Regions from separate parts of the Homo sapiens genome. Here region 1 is linked to region 2. The links are chromatin loops, found by intact Hi-C in ENCODE. Cell type or tissue: left lung. All regions are shown on one strand. Links, peaks and the distances in the headings refer to the core of each region. The heading gives the core; the rest is flanking DNA. Region 1 has its middle 64 kb from the start of LMO2. Region 2 overlaps LMO2 (LIM domain only 2).

The links. A loop is a pair of places that touch in the nucleus more often than their neighbours do. Peaks named below come from ENCODE experiments on the same cell type or tissue, not always from the same donor. Only the 100,000 strongest peaks of a DNase experiment are listed, where the experiment ranks them.
Region 1: a loop joins it to region 2, with 2.9 times the contacts of the local background. A loop is called at or near these places in 28 of 110 quality-filtered maps.

What each region holds. Positions count from the first base shown.
Region 1 is chr11:33,950,600-33,960,574 of GRCh38, forward strand. No RefSeq gene overlaps it. Among named protein-coding and RNA genes, the nearest start is that of LMO2, 64 kb to the left of the region's middle. In left lung, for the core only: no CTCF peak of the experiment used is centred there; no DNase peak of the experiment used is centred there.
Region 2 is chr11:33,864,828-33,874,802 of GRCh38, forward strand. LMO2 (LIM domain only 2) reads right to left here. Exons shown (of 6, transcript NM_005574.4): 3 at 4,883-5,160; 4 at 4,519-4,759. The coding sequence starts at 4,889. Among named protein-coding and RNA genes, the nearest start is that of LMO2, 22 kb to the right of the region's middle. RefSeq lists silencers at 4,336-4,415, 4,606-4,685, 4,706-5,125, 5,556-5,795. In left lung, for the core only: no CTCF peak of the experiment used is centred there; DNase peaks (open chromatin) are centred at 4,294, 4,954 and 5,694; H3K4me3 peaks cover 4,560 bases; H3K27ac peaks cover 6,567 bases; H3K27me3 peaks cover 3,031 bases.

The DNA.
Region 1 (9,975 bases), core at 556-8,555, 85 kb after region 2:
GCAGGACTCAATCAGAAGCACCTAGTGAGGAGGCAGCTTCTTAGGAAAAGTTTCCTGCATATGGGTTAAAAAGAAATGAATAGAAAAATCTAGAAGAAATGGACAAATTCCTAGACATATACAACCTACCAAGATTTAAACCAGGAATAAATAAAAAGCCTGAACAGACCAGGCACAGAGGCTCATGCCTGTAATCCCAGCCCTTTGGGAGGCCAAGGTGGGCAGATTACTTGAGCTCAGGAGTTCAAGACCAGCCTGCCCAACATAGTGAAACCCCATCTCTACTAAAAATACAAAAATTAGCCAGGCATGGTGGTGTGAGCCTGTAATACCAGCTTCCTGGGAGGCTGAGGCGGGAGAATCACTTGAACCCGAGAGGTAGAGGTTGCAGTGAGCCAAGATTGACCACTGCAACCAGCCTGGATGACAGAGTGTGACTTCACCTCAAAAAAAAAAAAAAAAAAAAAAAGCCTGAACAGACCAATAACAAGTAACGAGATCAAAGCCATAAAAAAGCCTACAATAACTTCACTGCTGAATTCTACCATTTAAAGAAGAACTAATACCAGTTCTACCCAACTATTCTGAAAAATACAGGAGGAGGGACTACTTCCAAACTCATTCTACAAGGCCAGTATTACTCTGATACCAAAACAAAGACATGTCAAAAAAAGAAAATGACAGCCCAATATCTCTGATGAACATTCATGCAAAAATCCTCAACAAAATACTAGCAAACTAAATTCAGCAATACATTAGAAACATCATTCATCATGACCAAGTGGGATTTATCCCTGGGATGCAAGGATGGTTCATCATACACAAATCAATTAGTGATACATCATATCAACAGAATGATATGCTATATGATTTTTGGTGGAGTCTTTAGTCTGAAAGCCTAAAGACTCCACCAAAAATCAATTAGAACTGATAAACAAATTCAGTACAGTTGCAGGATACAAAACCAACATACAAAAATCAGTAACATTTCTGTCTGCCAACAATGAACAATCTGAAAAAGAAATTTTAAAAGTAACCCATTTACAATAGCCACATATAAAATTAAGTATCTAGGAATTCACCAAAGATGTGAAAGATCTCTATAATGAAAACTATAGGCCGGGCACGGTGGCTCACACCTATAATCCCAGAACTTTGGGAGGCCAAGGTGAGTGGATCACTTGAGGCCAGGAGTTTGAGACCAATCTGGGCAACATGGCGAAACTCTGTCTCTACTAAAAATACAAGAAATTAGCCAGGCATAGTGGTGCATGCCTGTAACCCAGCTACTCGGGAGGCTGAGGCAGGGGACTTGCTTGAACCCGGGAGGCGGAGGTTGCAGTGAGCCGAGATCGTGCCACTGCACTCCAGCCTGGGCGACAGAGTGAGACTGTCTCAAAAACAAACAAACAAAGAAGAATGAGATTTTGTCATTTGCAACAACATGGATGAAACTGGAGGTCATCAAGTTAAGTGAAATAACCCAGGTACAATAAAACAAACATCATATATTCTCACTTATTTGTGGGATCTAAAAATCAAAGCAATTGAACTCATGGACATAGAGGGCAGCAGGATGGTTACCAGAGCCTGAGAAGGATAGTAGGGGGGGTGGGGAGAGGTGGGGATGGTTAATGGGTACAAAAAAAAAATTATTTAGAAAGAATGAATAAGAACTACTATCTGATAGCACAGTAGGATGACTAGAGTCAATAATAACTTGATTATACATTTAAAAATAACTAATTAGGCCAGGCCCGGTGGCTCATGCCTGTAATCCCAGCACTTTGGGAGGCCGAGGTGGGTAGATCACCTGAGGTCAGGAGTTCGAGACCAGCCTGACCAATATGGTGAAACCCCGTCTACTAAAAATACAAAAAAATTAGCCGGGAATAGCGGCATGTGCCTGTAGTCCCAGCTACTCGGGAGGCTGAGACAGGAGAATTGCTTGAGCCCGGGAGGCAGAGCTTGCAGTGAGCAGAGATTGCACCACTACACTCCATCCTGGGTGACCTAGCGAGACTCCATCTCAAACAAACAAACAAACAAACACCTAATTAAACTGTTTGTATCACAAACGATAAATGCTTAAAGGGATGGATACCCCATTCTCCATGATGTGATTATTATGTACTGCATTCCTGAATCAAAACATCTCATGTGCCCCATAAATAAATACACCTACTATATACTCACAAAAACTAAAAATGTAAATTTTTTTTTAAATGGACAAGCAGCTATAACTCTATCCATCTCCTCCCTTGCTGTGGCCAGCAAACCGCACAGTCATACCTGCTTTCCTCCCTTTGGGTGTGTTGTTCCTTACCTGGAATCCCCTCACCCCCACCCCCTTTCCTTCCTCCTACTCAATCCCTTTCTCAACAGCTCCTGCCACAGGAGCGCTCTCCTCTTCCAACCACCCACCAGAATGCACGTCAGCGTGCTTAATTATGATTACATCAGTATGTCCTTGTATTTTATCTCACCACCATACCCTGCAGATGTCCATTCCCCCCAAATTTTGTCAGTACCCACCACCACACACTAATTCTCGTGATAGAGCTAAGCATGTAATGAGTGCTTAATGTAAAACAGAATTTTTTTAATTTTTATTTTTTATATATTTTTCGAGACAAGGTCTCACTCTGTCACTCAGGCTGGAGTGCAGTGGCGCGATCTCGGCTCACTGCAGCCTTGACCTCTGGGGCTCAGATGATCCTTCCGCCTCAGCCCCCTAAGAAGCTGGGATGTGAGCCACCATGCCTGGCTAATTTTTTGTAGAGACAGGGTTTTGCCATGTTGCCCAGGCTGGTCTCAAACTCCTGAGCTCAAGTGATCCACACGCCTCGGCCTCCAGGCATGAGCCACCACGCCCAGCCAAAACAAAATTCTTTCTATTGAATTAGACTTATCATTTCCTGAGTGCTTCCTGTCTGCCAGGCACAGAGTTATTGGTATTTTCCAAAAAGTATTTTAGTTAATTCTAATAGCAACCGTCTTTGAGAAAGTTACTATTATTATTTTATACATGAAGAAATGGAAGCTCAGAGATGTTAAAAAGAAGCAAATGATACATTTCAGCTGTTCTATACATATTTTTAAAAAGAAGCAAGTAGCTCCCTAAACCCATACTGTTAATCTCCATTGTATTAATACTTCCTTCTTATTGAAGACAGAAAGTTTTTTCCAGCCTTGATATATGAACCTCAGGTGTTAAAAGTAGGACTCTAAGAACAAATTAAAATGTTTTCTGGGCTGGCTGCAGTGGCTCACGCCTGTAATCCCAGCACTTTGGGAGGCTGGGCAGGTGGATCACCTGAGGTCAGGAGTTCGAGACCAGCCTGGCCAACATGATGGAACCCTGCCTCTACTAAAAATACAAAAATTAGCTGGGCATTGTGGTGCATGCCTATAGTCCCAGCTGCTTAGGAGGCTAAGGCAGGAGAATCTCTTGAACACGGGAGGTGGAGGTTGCAGTGAGCCGAAATTGTGCTGCTGAATTTCAGCCTGGGTGACAAAGCAAGACTCCACCTCAAAAAAGAAAAAAAAATGTTTTCTGCTGCAAACACATAGAGTATCGCTGCAAAACTTTCTGGGATTAACCATTAGTCCATTGGTCTACACGTCTATCCATTCATCCATTTATCCTAGCAACCACCTTCCCCTCTGATTTATGCCAAGTCTCTGAGGACAGTCCAAGTATGTCTACAGATAGTGGGTGGGGTGACAGGGGAAATGTGTGAAGGAGGTCTCGCTTGCTTCATACTGCCCTGCTCCTTCCCTGAATTAACCCCTTTGCCCATCTAGAAGAAACAGAGGAGTGGCAGGAAGGCTATAGAAACAGGTTCTTGACACCTCCTCTTGTTATTACCACTCCTTTTCAGCTGTGAGTCCAATCAGCCCGGAGCTTCTGATGAATTTGTCACCCTAAGGAGGCAAAGTATGCTTCCAAAACTCACATTCAGATGTGCAGATCTGTTGCTCCTCCAGATCCGTGGAGCCCAGCGAAGCAAAAATGGCCACCGCTGCAGTGTAGGAGAGAGGACAGCAAAGGACCGCATGGATGTCTTCTTTCTGCAGTACTTCTTGATCAGTTCCCTAATCTCCCGGCTCCCATTTCTTCCTTTATTTAATAGGCGAATAGAACAGGATTTTCTTTTCCCTTCACCTCCTTAATCTTCTCCAACACAAAGTCTATGGTATAGAAGAGAACTCTAGTAAGACAGAATAAAAACGTTGAAACTTTGTTAAGCTCATAACACATCAAAATGAGACAATGATCAGTAGGAGTGGGCAACAGTAGCAAGAGACAGGTCTGTTGGTCCTGTAGCTACTCCACTCTAGACTTAAAGCAGAGGCAGCAAACTGAAACGCCGAGACGGACCAGACAGGTAATAGAAATAAGCACAATCAGAGAGCCAGAGCTATACAATAGGGCCTTGATGAGCGAGATCACACACACCTGCTGAGAGGGATGGGTGCAACTCGGCTCCAGGATTGTGGTGCCACGTGGGAGCACAGGCTCAGTGCCGACAGATCTTTCTGGCTTTGTGAAAAAAAGCCAGAAATTCTGATGATTTTATGCAAAAAATTATTTATTTTTAAGCATTACCTACTAAGTCACATGATGTGTTAAAGGGAAATACTCACTCCCCTTCTTGAAGATTCCTCACGGGAAGAGACATCTCTAAGAGTAACACTCCTGGCCTCTCCCTACTCTTCACTCATTCCTCCCTTGATGGGAAGAGTACCTTATGACTGATGGGTTTGGAGGGAGAAACTGGGCATTCATAAGAGAGTGCCTTTTCCTCCCTTTTTCTTTGGGGCACAAGTTCTGCCCTGATGAAAGGCAGCCTCCCACAGTTCAGCATGGGTAAGAATGCCTAATTCTGGTATTCTGTGTTAGGGGCCCTATTTGCCTATAGCTATAAGCTGTATTCTCCAATATCCACTTTCTCACTAAGGTGAAACCCTGCCTCCATCAGCTGGCTCTTCCTCTTATTTATCAGTTGGTTCACAACTTAGGCAGAGAAAAGAACCTCTAATAACTGGGCATCCCTCAAGACTCCAAGAGTCAGCTCTTGTCTCAGGTATCAACTTGCTCCCTCTGAATATGAATCAAATCTTTGGATGCAGGATTAGGGCCTGCCATCATCCCACCATGGTAAAGCCAGGAGCCATGCTTAGAACCCTGAGGGTCTTCTGGTGATTCTCCAGGATGGAGCTCAGAGGGAGGGGGTAGAAAGGATTGAGGAGATAGTGGGAGGTAGGAGAAGAGGGAGGGGAGGCCGGGCATGGTGGCTTACACCTGTAATCCCAGCACTTTGGGAGGCCAAGGTGGGTAGATCTCTTGAGTCCAAGAGTTTAAGACCAGCCTGAGTGAAATGGTGAAACTGTGTCTCTACAAAAAATACAAAAATTAGCCCAGTGTGATGGCGGGCACCTGTAGTCCCAGCTACTCAGGAGGCTGAGCCAGGAGAATTACTTAAACCCGAGAGGCAGAGGTTACAGTGAGTTGAGATTGCACCACAGCACTCCAGCCTGGGCGACAGAGTGAGACTCTGTTTAAAAAAAAAAAAAAAAAAAAAAAAGAGGGAGGGAAGACCCAAAAAGAGACACCTGGATACCCATCAGAAGGGGACATTATATGTAGACTGAAAAGTGACTTAAAGGGAAAACAAAAGAAGGTCTTGCACCATCTTCTGAACATCAGGAGTGTTATTTTCTATTAAGTAATGGTCTGTACTTATGCACCCTTCCTGGGGGTGACATAAGAATAATAACATCTCCCATGCCCCTTTCACAAGGTTGAAATGGTCAAATACGTTATCTTTAGAGAATCTTATCATACGACCCTGTTATCTGTATCATCAATAACATAATTCAAGGTGCCAAGAAGAATCAAACTTACTTATCCTGACACTCATTTCCAAAACCCCAGAGCACTAAAATCAGATGTTATTTTCTTAAGGACGATTTAACCACCATTGGGAACAAGAGAAACTATTACCTGGGAAAAAATATTAAATAGCAAAGTAAACTATTTTGAGTCTCACTCATCAAACATTTATTGAGCATTTACTATGTGCCTGTCACTGCTCTGAGAAGTAGGGGTACAAAATTGAATAAGTCCTCTGAACAAAGAGAGTGTAGAGTGCTGGCAATTTCCGCCAATTCAATATGCTGTGTTTTTGTTTTGTTTTATTTTAACTGAAAATGTATTTTTAAAGAATGTTTGGGAATTCTAGCCCTATGATAAACTGTTTTGTTTCACTTCCTTTAGCCGTTATTTTATGACAGCACTGACCTTCTGACCAAAAGCAAAATTCTGGCCTTTCTAAATATCCCATATTGGCTGGGCTTACTGGGTTTTCAAAATAAATGGATTAGATTTCTCGACCTGTCAAAATATAGAACACGAGGGCTTCTTTAAATTTAGGGGCCTGCTCTGAGTGCAGATTCAGTGTTCACTCATCTGAGCAGGAGGGCTGAAGTCCAGCTTCTCAGCAACCTGTTATTTTTGATGGAAGCAGAGGTGACTAGAACAAAGAAATTTGCTCAGGCTGGTCAGACTAACTGAAACTTGATGTCACTGGGGGCAATCAAGGCATCAGATGCCTTGGACTCGCTCAGGAGCATATTTTAGAGGATCCTAACTCAGACATAAGCCTAAGCTCCTGAGAGTTCCTGCAATTACATCCCAGGGAGCGGTCCAGGGAGGAGGTGGGGCCCCTGGGAAGATGGTCTGAGGTACCCAGTGCACCACAACAAGTACGGTTAGCTGTAAAATGATGGACGGTGTTGTCAATAATGGAAGGATGGAAAGATGCTGAGAACAACCTGGATTTGCACCCCAGCTTCACTACTTTCTAGCTATGTGACCTTGAGGAAGACCTCAGTTTCCTCATCTGTGCAATGGGGCTGATAACAGTACCAACTTTACAGGACTGTAAAGATGGTCAAATGTAGCAACCACAAAGAATAATTCCTCCTGTAAACGGACACCCAAACCAGCTTCTCCTCATACAGCCTGGCTGCTTCATTGTCATACCTGGAGTCTCTCAGAGGTCAAGAGAGGTTCCTTGTACACTCATGCTTCACTTAACCACAGAGATATGTTCTAAGAAATGCATCATTAGGCGATTTTATCGTTGTTTAAACAGCATAGAATGTACTCATACAAACCTAGATGGCATAGCCTACTACACACCTAGGCTACATGCTGTAGCCCATTGCTCCTAGGCTGCACACCTGTAGAACATGTTACTGCACTGAATACTGTAGGCAACTGTAACACAATGGTAAGCATTTGTGTATCTAAACACATTTAAACATAGAAAAGGTACAGTAGAAATGTGGTATAAAAGATTAAAGGCTGAGCGCCATCTTGGCTCACTGCAACCTCTGCCTCCCAGGCTTAAGATATCCTTCTGGCCAGGCGTGGTGGCTCACGCCTGTAATCTCAGCACTTTAGGAGGCCAAGGTGGGTTTATCACCTGAGGTCAGGAGTTTGAGACCAGCCTGGCCAACACGGTGAAACCCTGTCTCCACTTAAAAAAAAAAAATACAAAAAATTAGCCGGGCATGGTGGCAGACACCTGTAATCCCAGTTACTCAGGATTACAGTTACTCGGCCCATGCAATAAGATTGAAACACTGTCTCAAAAAAAAAAAAAAAAAAAAGATTAAAAATGGTATACCTGTATAGGGCACTGACGATAAATGGAGCTTGCAGGACTGGAAGTTGCTCTGGGTAAGTTAGTGAGTGAATGTGAAGGCCTAGGACATCACTGTACACTACTGCAGCCTTTATAAACACTGTGCACTTAGGCTAAATTTATTAAAAATATTGTTCTCTAGGCCAGTCATGGTGGCTCATGCCTGTAATCCCAGCATTTTGGGAGACCAAGGCAGGAGGATCACTTGAGCTCAGGAATTTGAAAACAGCCTGGGCAACATAGTGAGATGTCATCTCTAAGAAATAAAATAAAAAAATAAAAAATAATAATACTTTTCTATCTTCAATAATAAATTAACCTTAGCTTACTATACCTCTTTTACTTTATAAACTTTTAGATTTTTAAAGCTTTTTGGCTCTTGTGTAATAACATTTAGCTTACAAAAATATTTGTATGGGTATAAAAAATATTTTCTTTATGTTCTTATTCTATAAGCTTTTTTCGATTTTTAAATTTTTTACTTTTTAAACTTTTTTGTTAAAAATGAAGACACAGAGCTGGGCATGGTGGCTCATGCCTGTAATCCCAGTAACTTGGGAGGCTGAGAGGGGAGGATCACTTGAGTCCAGGAGTTCAAGGCCAGCTTGAGCAACATAGCGAGGCCCAGGCTCCACAAAAATTTTTTAAAAGTTAGCTGGGCATGGTGGTGCTTGCCTGTAGACCCACCTACTTGGAAGGCTGAGGCTGGAAGATTGCTGGAGCCCAGGAGTTCAAGGCTGCAGGGAGCTCTGATGTTACCACTGTACTCCAGCCTGGGCAACAGAGCAAGACCTTGTCCTTAAAAAATGTATAATAAAAAGAATTAAAAATTAAAAAAAAACAAAGACACAAATACATGATTAGCCTAGGCTTACACAGGGTCAGGATCATCAAGACATCACTAGGTGATAGGAATTTTTCAGCTCCATTAGAACAGTATGGTACCACTGTCCATCATTGACCAAAGTGTCATTATTAGGTGCATAACTGTATATTAGAAAATGCCAAAACTGGGTCAAACAGAAATTGTGATGCTCTAACGGTTAAATTCTTTTTTTTTTTTTTTTTGAGATGGAGTCTTGCTCTGTTGCCCAGGCTGGAGTGCAGAGGGGCAATCTCGGTTCACTGCAACCTTTGCCTCTCAAGTTCAAGTGATGCTCATGCCTCAGCCTCCTGAGTAGCTGGGACCACAGGCATGTGCCACGATTCCTGGCTAATTTTTGCATTTTTAGTAGAGACCGGGTTTCACCATGTTGGCCAGGCTGGTGTTGAACTCCTGACCGCAAGTGATCTGCCCGTCTTGGCCTCCCAAAGTGCTGGGATTACAGGTGTGAACCACCATGCCCGACCTAATGGTTTAAGTCTATTGTTGTATTGTTGTGACTATATGCCAATGCTTATTCAGAGATAATTTATATAAAGTCAAATTTGAAATCTTTTGTGAATGTGAGGCCGCTGGGAAATGACTGACCCCCTCCACCCTCCCCGTGACCCTGCCCTGAGGCCCTGATCTCTCCTTGTATATGAGAAGGCTTTAGGAGTGTTTAAGGTTTGGCTCATCTTATCTTCTCCCCACTACCTTGTCGCTGTGTAACTTTTTAGGACCTGAGCTCAAAGCATGGGGAAAGTGAGAAGAAAATCCCAGAGTCCATTTACAGTATGTGTAGGAACAGCAAAGGCCTCACAAAGAGGGGAACTTCTCTGCAGGAAGTGCGTTTATTTCGCAATTTACAAAGGAAAAGGGAAACCTTTCTGGAGTGTGCTTTGCCCTCCAAGGCCACAGGATTTAAACCTCTCTGCCACACCATCATTGCTTTGAATGAATTATAGGGGCCAATTATCCAGTGAGCATGTGTTTCCTCTATTGGAACAGACTCCATGGTGCTTTCAGTACCTTTCTAGAAGGTCAGGGTGGGGGGATCTTGCCAAGGTCAGCCAGAAGCATCCTATATGACTGTATGAAGACCCAAAGTCTTCATAAAGAGAAGGGAGAGGGGTGGCAGGCAAGGACAAGAAAGGAAGTGAAGGAGAGAGGAATGGAACCACCTTTTTTTTTTTTTTGAGATTCCTCTGTTGCCCAGGCTGGAGTGTAGTGGCGCAATCTTGGTTCACTGCAACCTCCACCTCCCAGGTTCAAGCAATTCTCCTGCCTCAGCCTCCCGACCAGCTGGGATTACAGGCACCCGCCACCACACCCAGCTAATTTTTGTATTTTTGGTAGAGACAGAGTTTCGCCATGTTGGCCAGGCTGGTCTCA
Region 2 (9,975 bases), core at 918-8,917:
GGCCAAGCATCAGGGACAGCCTCACCAGAGTGAGACCAGCACCGAGGGTCCGAGATCGTTTTGGGCCAGACAGGGCATCTCACCTGACTGCCTTTCAGTGACCTAAGGGAGAAGGGACAGGACAACACATCCCTTGGCCAGACTGCAGAGTCCCAACCAACCTTGGGTTAAGACGGGAAAGAGCCAGACCTTACTCCCTAGATGTCTAAGAAGTAAACACAGGGCACCAAGAGGCATCAAAGGCAATTGCAGGTGGCACTGTGCCCCTGCCCATGCCCAGCACTACCTGGGCACCTCTGGTCTCCTTCTGCTTTTTCCCACTCTCCCCGCTGACTCTATCTTCACAGATCTCCCTCATTTTCCTCCTCCCATAACCTGGACACCCAAGGGCACTGCCTAACCTCAAAGGACGCACTCTGGACTAAAAGAGTCGCTCACTGCCAGGGCAGCAGATGACCCAGAGTGCTAAGAATCTGCAAATCCCCAGTGCCATCCTCCCTCCAGCCCTAACCAACTGCACAAAAGCAGAGGTGAGGAAGAAAGAAGAATGAGACCAAAAATTATTTTAGGTTGCTTTCTCTTTCCAAAATCAAAATTCCATCAGGACATAATAGGAATTCTCCTAATTTTACTTTTTTACAGAAATTCCATTTTCCATTCTTCCTACTGAAGGAATACTTGGAGGAAAATCCCATATCGTAAGGCCATTGTTACACGAAGGACATCAAATAGGCCTTTCTTTCCTTACCTGAACATTTTTATAAGAGTAAAATTGATTTGGATAAAGTTGATTTGAGGAAGAAAATGAAGTGGGGGCAATGATTATTTCAAAGAGAGTGGAAGGCAATTAAACAGACACTGACATCTCAATCCAGCAATTGTTAATAGGCTGTGACACGTGTTCTTTCGTTAATACGCCATGCATAGCATCTCCTGTTCACTTTGCTTCACTGGAATCTGAATACATTTTTACATTTAAAAATAAATAACTTTGCTAAAAGAAAATAAAGGAGTGGAAGGAATTATTCTAGTGTCCCCCACATGGGACACAGCAAACACTTAATACGTGTTGATTTATAATAATTAGCAAGTGTTCTCTGGAACCTTACTTAAACACAAATCTATTTCTTAAAAATCTATTATGTTTCAAAAAACAGACCTTCTTCCATCTGTAAAATTCCCAAAGGGAGTTTCCTCCTGGGTACCCTGCAGGTATAAATCCATGTCTCCTATTTCTAACTGGTACTAACTTACCAGGCGACCTTGTGTCCTAATTGGTCTGTGCCCATAAAGCCCAGCAGCCATTATACTTGGGGACAGGAGGCTAGGTGGCTCAATGTCTATAACACTCTGACAACTTCAGGTGATCCCGTCATGTGAAGTATGAAGTGTTCCTTATGAATATTTAGGAGTGCTAAAGCCATGCCCACACTTTCTAGACACAGTGTAACAGCACTTCATGAGACTATCATCTTTGGAACAAGAAAATGGGAAGCTCAAGTTAGTTTATCTGGGGAAAAAAAATGGCCAGGTACAGTGGCTCACGCTTGTAATCCCAGCACTTTGGGAGGCCAAGGCAGGAGGATCACTTGAGCCCAGGAGTTTGAGGCCAGCCTGGGCAACGTGGCAAAATCCTGTTTCTACAAAACATATAAAAAATTGCCCAGGCTTGGTGGCATGAGCCAGTAGTCCCAGCTACCCAGGAGGCTGAGGTGGGAGGATCATCTGAGCCCAGGAAGTTGAGGCTGCAGTGAGCACTGCACTCTAGACTAGACAACACAGTGAGACCCTAGCTCAAAAAAATTCAAAACTATAGTTTTTTGTTTGTTTGTTTTGAGACACAGTTTCACTCTTATTGCCCAGGCTGGAGTGCAATGGCACAATCTCGGCTCACTGCAACCTCCACCTCCTGGGTTCAAGTGATTCTCCCGCTTCAGCCTCCCGAATAGCTGGGATTACAGGTGTCCACCACCAGGCCCAGCTAATTTTTTTTATTTTAAGTAGAGACGAGGTTTCATTCACTGAAGCCTTGCTTTCTTTCCTTTGTTTCTACAGATTGTATATAAGGACTGCCATTTCCCCTTCTAATAACTAATACCCTAGCTTTTTCATGTGTATCAACTCAGAGTTGCATCTCTTCTCTTTCCACAGCCCATGGTCTTACTCTGGGCTTTCAAAACCACTCATGGAACCTGGACGCACATTGGATGTCCCGATGTTGATGCTGCCAAAGGACTGTGAAAGAAGAGAATTTGCCCTTAGCTGGTGCAAAACTGCCTGGAATTCAAATGAACTGCTCTTGTTACTCACAGGGGAGGCAGTGGGGGCCACCAGTAGCACAGCAAGGGAATCTGTGTTCATGAATTCTGGCTGGCTTTCTGTCCAAATGTTTCATTTGCATATAGCTAGGCAAGTCTCCATCTGTAATTTGGAGATGCTGATTGTAATGACCCAAGCTGGATTTGAGGAAGTACACAATGAAGCATCTAGTAGGATACTGGACAACAGGAGGAATGTAAAGTAAAAGAGTTACGGTGATGGCCTGAGATGAGATGGAGAAGTAAAGTATAAGATATTGGCTCTGTCTTTCTATACTTAATTAATGATAATATCACATTATACTTAGTGGACAATCCAAGACAATGACTGAATTAGATTGATTCACCCTCAAATTAATATTTTATATTCTCCCAGACCCTTATCTTGAATATTACACCTGAGTATCATTTAAGCCTGGATTTCTGGGACAATCATAACAATTTCTAAGGGCATGGGGAGAATGTGCTGCAGCAATTTCTCAACTGGCTTGTCCCTCTTTGATCAGAATCTGTCTTCGTTGGGCAAATAGTGAAGTGAAGGAAGGAGCTGGTGAGCCTCCAGCAGTAGATATCTGTTGTATTAGGAAGTTAGGATGTTTCAGTTTCTAACCTCAGTGAAAAAGCACAAACTTTGAAAGAAGCAAACTTCCTTCAGGGAAATGAAACCTTCAGATTAATCTTCTATTGAAAGGATTAGTGACTAAATTCTGCTGATCAAAAAGGCATGAGGCACCAATTCATCCAATTCACTCCCTTATTGTGTTACTATGATCTTGCCCAGTCTCTGAAACTCAGAGCTCAGTTTTAAGTTTATTTTAAAAAAGTGATCAAACCACCCTTTAAACCCATTGTTTGCATAAACATACTTTTAAAAAGGAATGTTATTTTTCTCCTGAGAATTTGTTGAAGGAAGTGGGGGTTTTTGTTATAACAAACCTAGCTCATTACAGAACTGGTGTCTTAACCTTCAAGACTGAATAGTGATGTTTATATTCTCATTGGATGGTGGTACTTCCTGTGTTTTATGAGAATATGTTGAGCTTTTATGCTGGTAACTGAGGGTAAAACCCAGGTAAATAAACACCATAGAAAGCCGAAATTGAAGGGTGTATGTGTGTGTGTGCGGTATTTCAAGCAGGAAAGCACAATTCTTTTAAAGCAGGAAAAGAAAAAACAAAACAAATGTCTCTTAAAAGCACAAATGGACAAGTCATTAACCAGCTCCTTTGGTCTTGTGTAACAAATCCCTTCAAAGGATTAGAGGGGGACTTCAAAGGAATAAAAATTCTCAAAACCAGACAGCTAATGACTCTTAAAAGGGCATTTGCGTTGACAGGAAAATGATATCTTAAACACCCCTTACTCCCCATGTTAACGCTGAAGAATGGGTGAGGGATAGAAAAACATTCCAAACCAGTACGCGGCTCAGAAAACAGATGCGGCCAATGCTCATTAGAGCTCTGGTTCCCTGACCCCAAACCCTTTTAAGACTCTGCTAAAAACTACGAGACTCTACTCCCCAGAATAATTCACCTATACACAAAATGGTGCATTAACTTTCGAGGTTCACATGTCCCCATCGGTGGACCCCGAGGAGGGGTACACCTACTCAGATTTACTCCGGATTTCGCTGCTCTAGAAATCCCTGGAGGCCCAGAGCCAGCTCCGAGGTGGACGGTCGGACCCCTCACCCGCCCGTTATCCGCAAGGCTGGCAGCGGCTCCACCTGCGGACCGGGAAGGCGGCCGTTGGGGACCCCGGAGGCCGCCACTTGGAATGTTCCCCTTTCCAAGACCAAATGGACAAAGAGAAAGGACCGAGAAGGAGAGGGAAGAAGGGAGCAGAGTCAAGCCCAGAACGCTCTCCGGACTGCACCTGCGCGCCTCCAGGCTCTCCTCGTGCCTGCTCCCGTGCAAACTTTCTGGCCCGTGGTGGCTTTGGGGAGCGTCCCAGTAGCCTGGAGTGGCCCGCAGAGGCGCCGGGCCGACCCCTGTCCCTGCCGCCCGCCGCCCAGTCCCTCTCCCAGAGCCCCCGGAATCACCCGGGAGGAAGGAGGAGCCCAGCGCTCGGCACAGGGGGCCAAGGGCACGCCGCGAGCGCGCACCTGGAGCCCCCTCGCGGGCCGCCCGGGTCCCCCCGACGCTCCGGGACGCGAGGCCGTGGACACCGGGGGTGGCAGGGGCAGGGGGGCCGCACTTACTCTGAAGGGTCCAGGCTCTTCCTTTCGATGGCCGAGGACATTGGGGAGGGAGGCGGGGTGCCGGGCGGCGGGGGCGCTCCCTTTGTGGCGCGGGGCTGGCCGGCTGCCGGGGCTCGGACCCCCTCGGGTGCTCGGGCGCCGCCGCCGCCGCCGCCGTCGCCGCCGCTCCTGCGCCTCCGCTTGCTCCGGCGCTCCGCCGGCGAGCTCGCCCCTCCGCGCTCAAGGACAGTCACCGCGCTCCCTTCAAACGCCAAAGAGAGAGAGCGAATCACCGGGCTGCGGGCGCGCCGCGGCCGAGGCGGGGGCCGGGGCGCGCAGCCTGGCTCCAGGCGGCTGCAGCTGCTGCTGCTGCTCAGGACTTAACCTTCCATCCCGGTCCCGCCGCCGCCACCGCCCGGTCCCTCTCGCGCGCTGTCGCCGGCTCCGCGCCGCCCGCGGGGATGGTGTGCGCCCGCCCGGCCGCCCGGAGCCCCTCGCACCTTCGGCCCGGGTCGCGGCGCGCTGCTCGCCGCCGAGGGCAGAGAGGGGGCGGCGGCCTAGGGGCGGGGAGGGGACCGTGCGTCTCTCTCCGGGCTTCCTCCTCTCTCGGGAAGGTCTATTTTCGCTCAGCTTCCCTCTGTCTCTGGTTTCATTTCCTTTTTCCTGATCACGATTCAAATACAATAGAAGGAAATCACATTTAAAGAGACAGCTGCCCGGTCCCCCCACCTCCCCTTTTTTCTTCCTTTTTTTTTTTTTTTTTTTAAACGGGGCTCCTGGGGATTAGCAATACAAACAGCAGCATCAGGACTGACTTGGCTTCTTAAAGGGGCCAGTGTCGGGGACGGGGAGAGCCGCTCAGCGAACACCTCTCCTTGGAAAGGAGGCTGGGCAACCACTAAATCATTCTTCAGGGCTTCCCCTCTTCCGCCTTTCCCTTTTGGTTTAACTAAGGCAGAAAGTAACCCACGAACAGCTCGAGCAAGCAAGAAAAGACAAGAATGTGAAATAAGCACCTACAGAAATGCAAGTGTTCCCAGTGGATTTTCCGCCCGTCCCAGGTTCGAGGTCCCAGGTCCACGGACGCCGTGCACTGGGATGCCCCGGACAGCGCGGCTCTGCGGGCTGCGGGCTACGGGCTGCGGGCCCCAGGCTGCGGGCTCCGGGCTGCGGGCTCCGGGCTGCGGCCGCGCTCTGCAGAGGCGATGGTGGTGCGCCAGCCGGGACTGCACGGGCTGGGGACGCCTAGAGCAGAGCCAGGGCAGCTAATCCCAGAGGGAGGGTGGCTGGGAGGGACCACGCGGGGCCGGGGCTCCTCTCAGTCGGCTGGTGGCGGAATCCCCTCCCTCTGCACCTTTCAGAAAGCGGACTCCTGCGGTTAAACTGCCCCCCATGTAAAGTGCCAGTAGTATCCCGACCAGAGAAAGTGCTTTTTCAATGGTCAAGAACAGGATCAGAGAGATTATTTTGCCCTGGGTCAGGCACAGAGAAAGAAGGCGGACTTGATTTGGGGGTTCAGGCTTCCCCCTCTCAGCCTCCTTCTAGAAAGAGGCAGGAACGCAGAGGGGAAGCGGGGGAGGCTAGTAGTTTGCCCTTCCGTGGAGAAAAACTTAGGCTCTCCTGGGCCTCAGAGTTCCTTGAAAATATCTGCGTTCAGAAGCTGAAAGGCCTATTTGTGCGTGATGCCAGTCATTAAGGCTTGTAAAGAGGGAACGTACTTTCAGGATCCATGGTTTTATATGATCAGTCTGGATCATAGGCATACATTTCTGTTCCCATTTTAAGGATAACCAGAGTTTACTACTGCCTGCATGCTCTTGTCATTTTCTGGTCCCTGTGTCCCAAGGCTTGGGTCCCTAATGGGTATAATCAAAAGCTGTGTGTGTGTGTGTGTGTGTGTGTGTGTGTGTGTGTGTGTCCCAAAGGAAGCCTTAAGAGCAAATTTTTGTCCTAGTGGAGACTTCAGTATACAAAAAGACTTTTTCGGCTGTGCTCGGTGGCTCATGCTTGTGATCCCAGCACTTTGGGAGACCCAGGCTAGCCTGAGCAACACAGTGAGACCCCGTTTCTACAAAAAATAAAAAATAAAAATAATTAGCTGGGCGTGGTGGTGCTTGCCTGAAATCCTAGCTACTCGGGAGGCGGAGGTGGGAGGATTGCTTGAGCCCAGGAGGTTGAGGCTGCAGTGAGCCATGATCGCACCATTGCCCCCCAGTCTGGGGAACAGAGTGAGACCCTGTCTCAAAAAAAAAAAAAAAAAAAAAAGTTGGGTTTTTTTTTTTCCGATAGACCCTTGTTTTTAATTTAAAAAAGAAAATACTTAGAATTTAGGCAAGCCTAAACTATGTGATAAATATGTAACCTACCACACTACTTTCATTTCTAACAGAAATGAAAATAAATATATAGGTTGTGATGAACAGTTTACCTACTTATAACCAGTCAATGTGGTGGTTAAACGCTGGAATTTTGGAACCCAACTGCCTGGGTTTGATTTAGACTCTTACTTATCAGTTAGCATGTCCTAGGAAAATTATTTAATCTGAGGAGGCAGTATGCGGTAGTAGCTCTGGAGTCAGACTACCTGGATTCTAACCCATCCTTGACCAGCTGTGTCAACCTGGGCTCACAGCAGGAATTTAAACTCCCAGTATCCTGGCCGGGCTCGGTGGCCCACACCTGTAATCCCAGCACTTTGAGAGGCCGAGGCGATCCCAGCACTTTGAGAGGCCGAGGCGGGTGGATCACTTGAGGTCAGGAGTTCATGACCAGCCTGCCCAACATGGTGAAACCCCATCTCTACTAAAAATACAAAAATTAGCCAGGTGTGGTGGCACATGCCTGTAACCCCAGCTACTCGGGAGGCTGAGGCAGGAGAATCACTTGAACCCAGGAGGCAGAGGTTGCAGTGAGCAGAGATCGCGCCATTGCACTCCAGCCTGGGTGACAGAGTGAGACTCCGTCTCAAAATAAATAAACAAACAAACAAATAAACTCCCAGTATCCTCATCTGTAAAATGGAGACGACAGAACCTATTGCCTAAGTTATTGTGGGGATTATATGAGTTAGTGCACAAAAGGGTGGCACATAGATTTGTAATGGCATGGGGGTAATAACAGATATGAAGTTGCTTGCATGAAAAGCAACTGGTATATAGTAAGCACTCATAAATGGCAGCTGCTATGTTATAGTAAAGGGCATCATTAAGATAATTTTAAAAGAGCTTGAAATTAAATTTAAAGGTGAAATGGGGGTTTAAAATAAGAATTGCCCACCCAAATTTGGAAACTATTTCCTGTTTTTTAAAAGCAGGAAACAGGATTCCTTCACCTCACCCCCTTCTTCTCCTAAATAAAACATGTAAGTGTTTTCCATTTTAACGTTCATTATCGTGGTGACTAAATGACCTGTTTGCATCTGCTTGGGTGTTATTTGTTTGTTTGTTTGTTTTTTGAGATGGAGTCTCGCTCTGATACCCAGGCTGGAGTGCAATGGTGCGATCTCAGCTCACTGCAACCTCTGCCTCCTGGGTTCAAGCGATTTTCCCTGCCTCAGCCTCCCGAGTAGCTGGGATTACAGGCGCTCGCCACCACGCCTAGCTAATTTTTTGTATTTTTAGTAGAGACGGGGTTTCACCATGTTGGCCAGGCTGGTCTGAAACTCCTGACCTCAGGCGGTCCATCTGCCTCAGCCTCCCACAGTGCTGGGATTGCAGGCATGAGCCACCGCGCCTGGCCACATCTGCTTGTTTTTATTTAATCTGATAAATTATTACTTTCCTTGTCACAGTTTTGCATGGGGCTCAAGTCAGTTTTTAAATTAAATATATCCTTGGGTTCCAAGAGGTAACCTCAGAACAGCCAAATTCAGGGCATAACGTTTCTTTTTAATAATATGCTTCTACTTTGACCTGAGTGTGTAAAGAAAAAGAGATTACTGCATATGACTTTGGGTCAGTTTCTTATCTTTCACAACTCTTTGGGGAGAACTTCCTTAGAGAAGGTGAATATTTGAAATGGTATCTTAAGATTTCAATTTCACACACAGTGGTTGTAAGAAATAACTGCCTACCGGTGGGATTTCATTCCTATTCAACGGGCAATTAAATTGCTCAAATTTAAGTTTAACATTTAGAATCAAGTCTCAAAATGTGTTTTTATTATGAATAATTTTAAAGCAATCATGACCTTATTGTATCCTCCCTTAACAACTAGTACATGCCTTATGCAGAAGAGAGACTCAGGAACTATGAGGTGATTGGGACATGTAAAACGGTTCTTTTAAAAGTTGAGAAAATCTCTATTTGATCCCTGCCAGTGGGACTGAAATTTCATTCCTTTTCCCTTTCCCCCAATTCCTTGCAAATCTTAAATATCCTAAAATCTAGAAAATGTTCAAGTTTTCCTTCCTGAATAAGAATGCTAGAAGAAGAATGAATCAATCTACACGATGGCTCTGACCCCAGATGGATCATTTTTTTCCCCTGTGGGCATTTTCTATCCTTTTTGCTTATTACATTTACAATTGTTTTCTAAGGGAACAGCAGTTTCAAGTGACTAAGGTTACATTCCTTTGCTAAAATGGACTTCTGATAGAAATGAAAATGCAAATATAATTGAGAAGATCCCAACATTATGATAATTTACCTCTCTTTTTTTTTCAACCATTAGAAGCCAAGTTGCAACATATGCTTTGTCACTTGTGACATTCATATACAAAAATATGACATTTTGTTTCTAAATGTGGCATTCAGGAACAAAAATAAAGACCTGTCTTAATAGGGTTTCGGCTCCCATGGAGAATTTTTTTAAACTATTCGGTTGTCACAGGCATCCTGTGCTCAGACTCATTTCAGAACATTTCAGGGCCAGCTGACAGATAAGTTTTCACAGATGTAAGGCCTATTAGTAACCTTAGTGATAAACAGATTCGGTTTTCTATATAGTAAAGAGCCCAAAATACATCTTTTAAAAAATCCATTTCAACCGAGCCTTAGGATGAGCATAGAAGCTCAGCTGTTTGCTAGCTGCGTGATCTGGGGGAATTTACTTCACTTCTCTGAACCTCAGTTTCTGTACCTATCAAATGGAGGATGGAGGCAATCATAATGTCACCAGGGCCAGAACTAGGATGAGGCCACTGGGGTGCCTGCTTGCCTCACAGGAGTTTTGAGAGGAGTCAATAGGATATGTATAAAAATACTTTGCACAGTGATGCTGCACAGTAAATGGTCAGAAACGATAGCTGTTGGTATTACCCCATCTTTCAGAAGTAATCACCACTGTATCAGGAAGCAACAATCTCCCAGCCAATCAGGACATCCACCAAAGAGTGCTGAGACTGGGGTGCTGTAGAAAGAGCTGAAGTTCACCTAAGACCTCGGCAAGCCTCAGGCCAGAAATGCAGGGCTGTGCCCATTTCGGGGCCTGGGTAGGCTGCTGACAGCTTCTCTGCTTCTCTGCTACACTGCTACACTG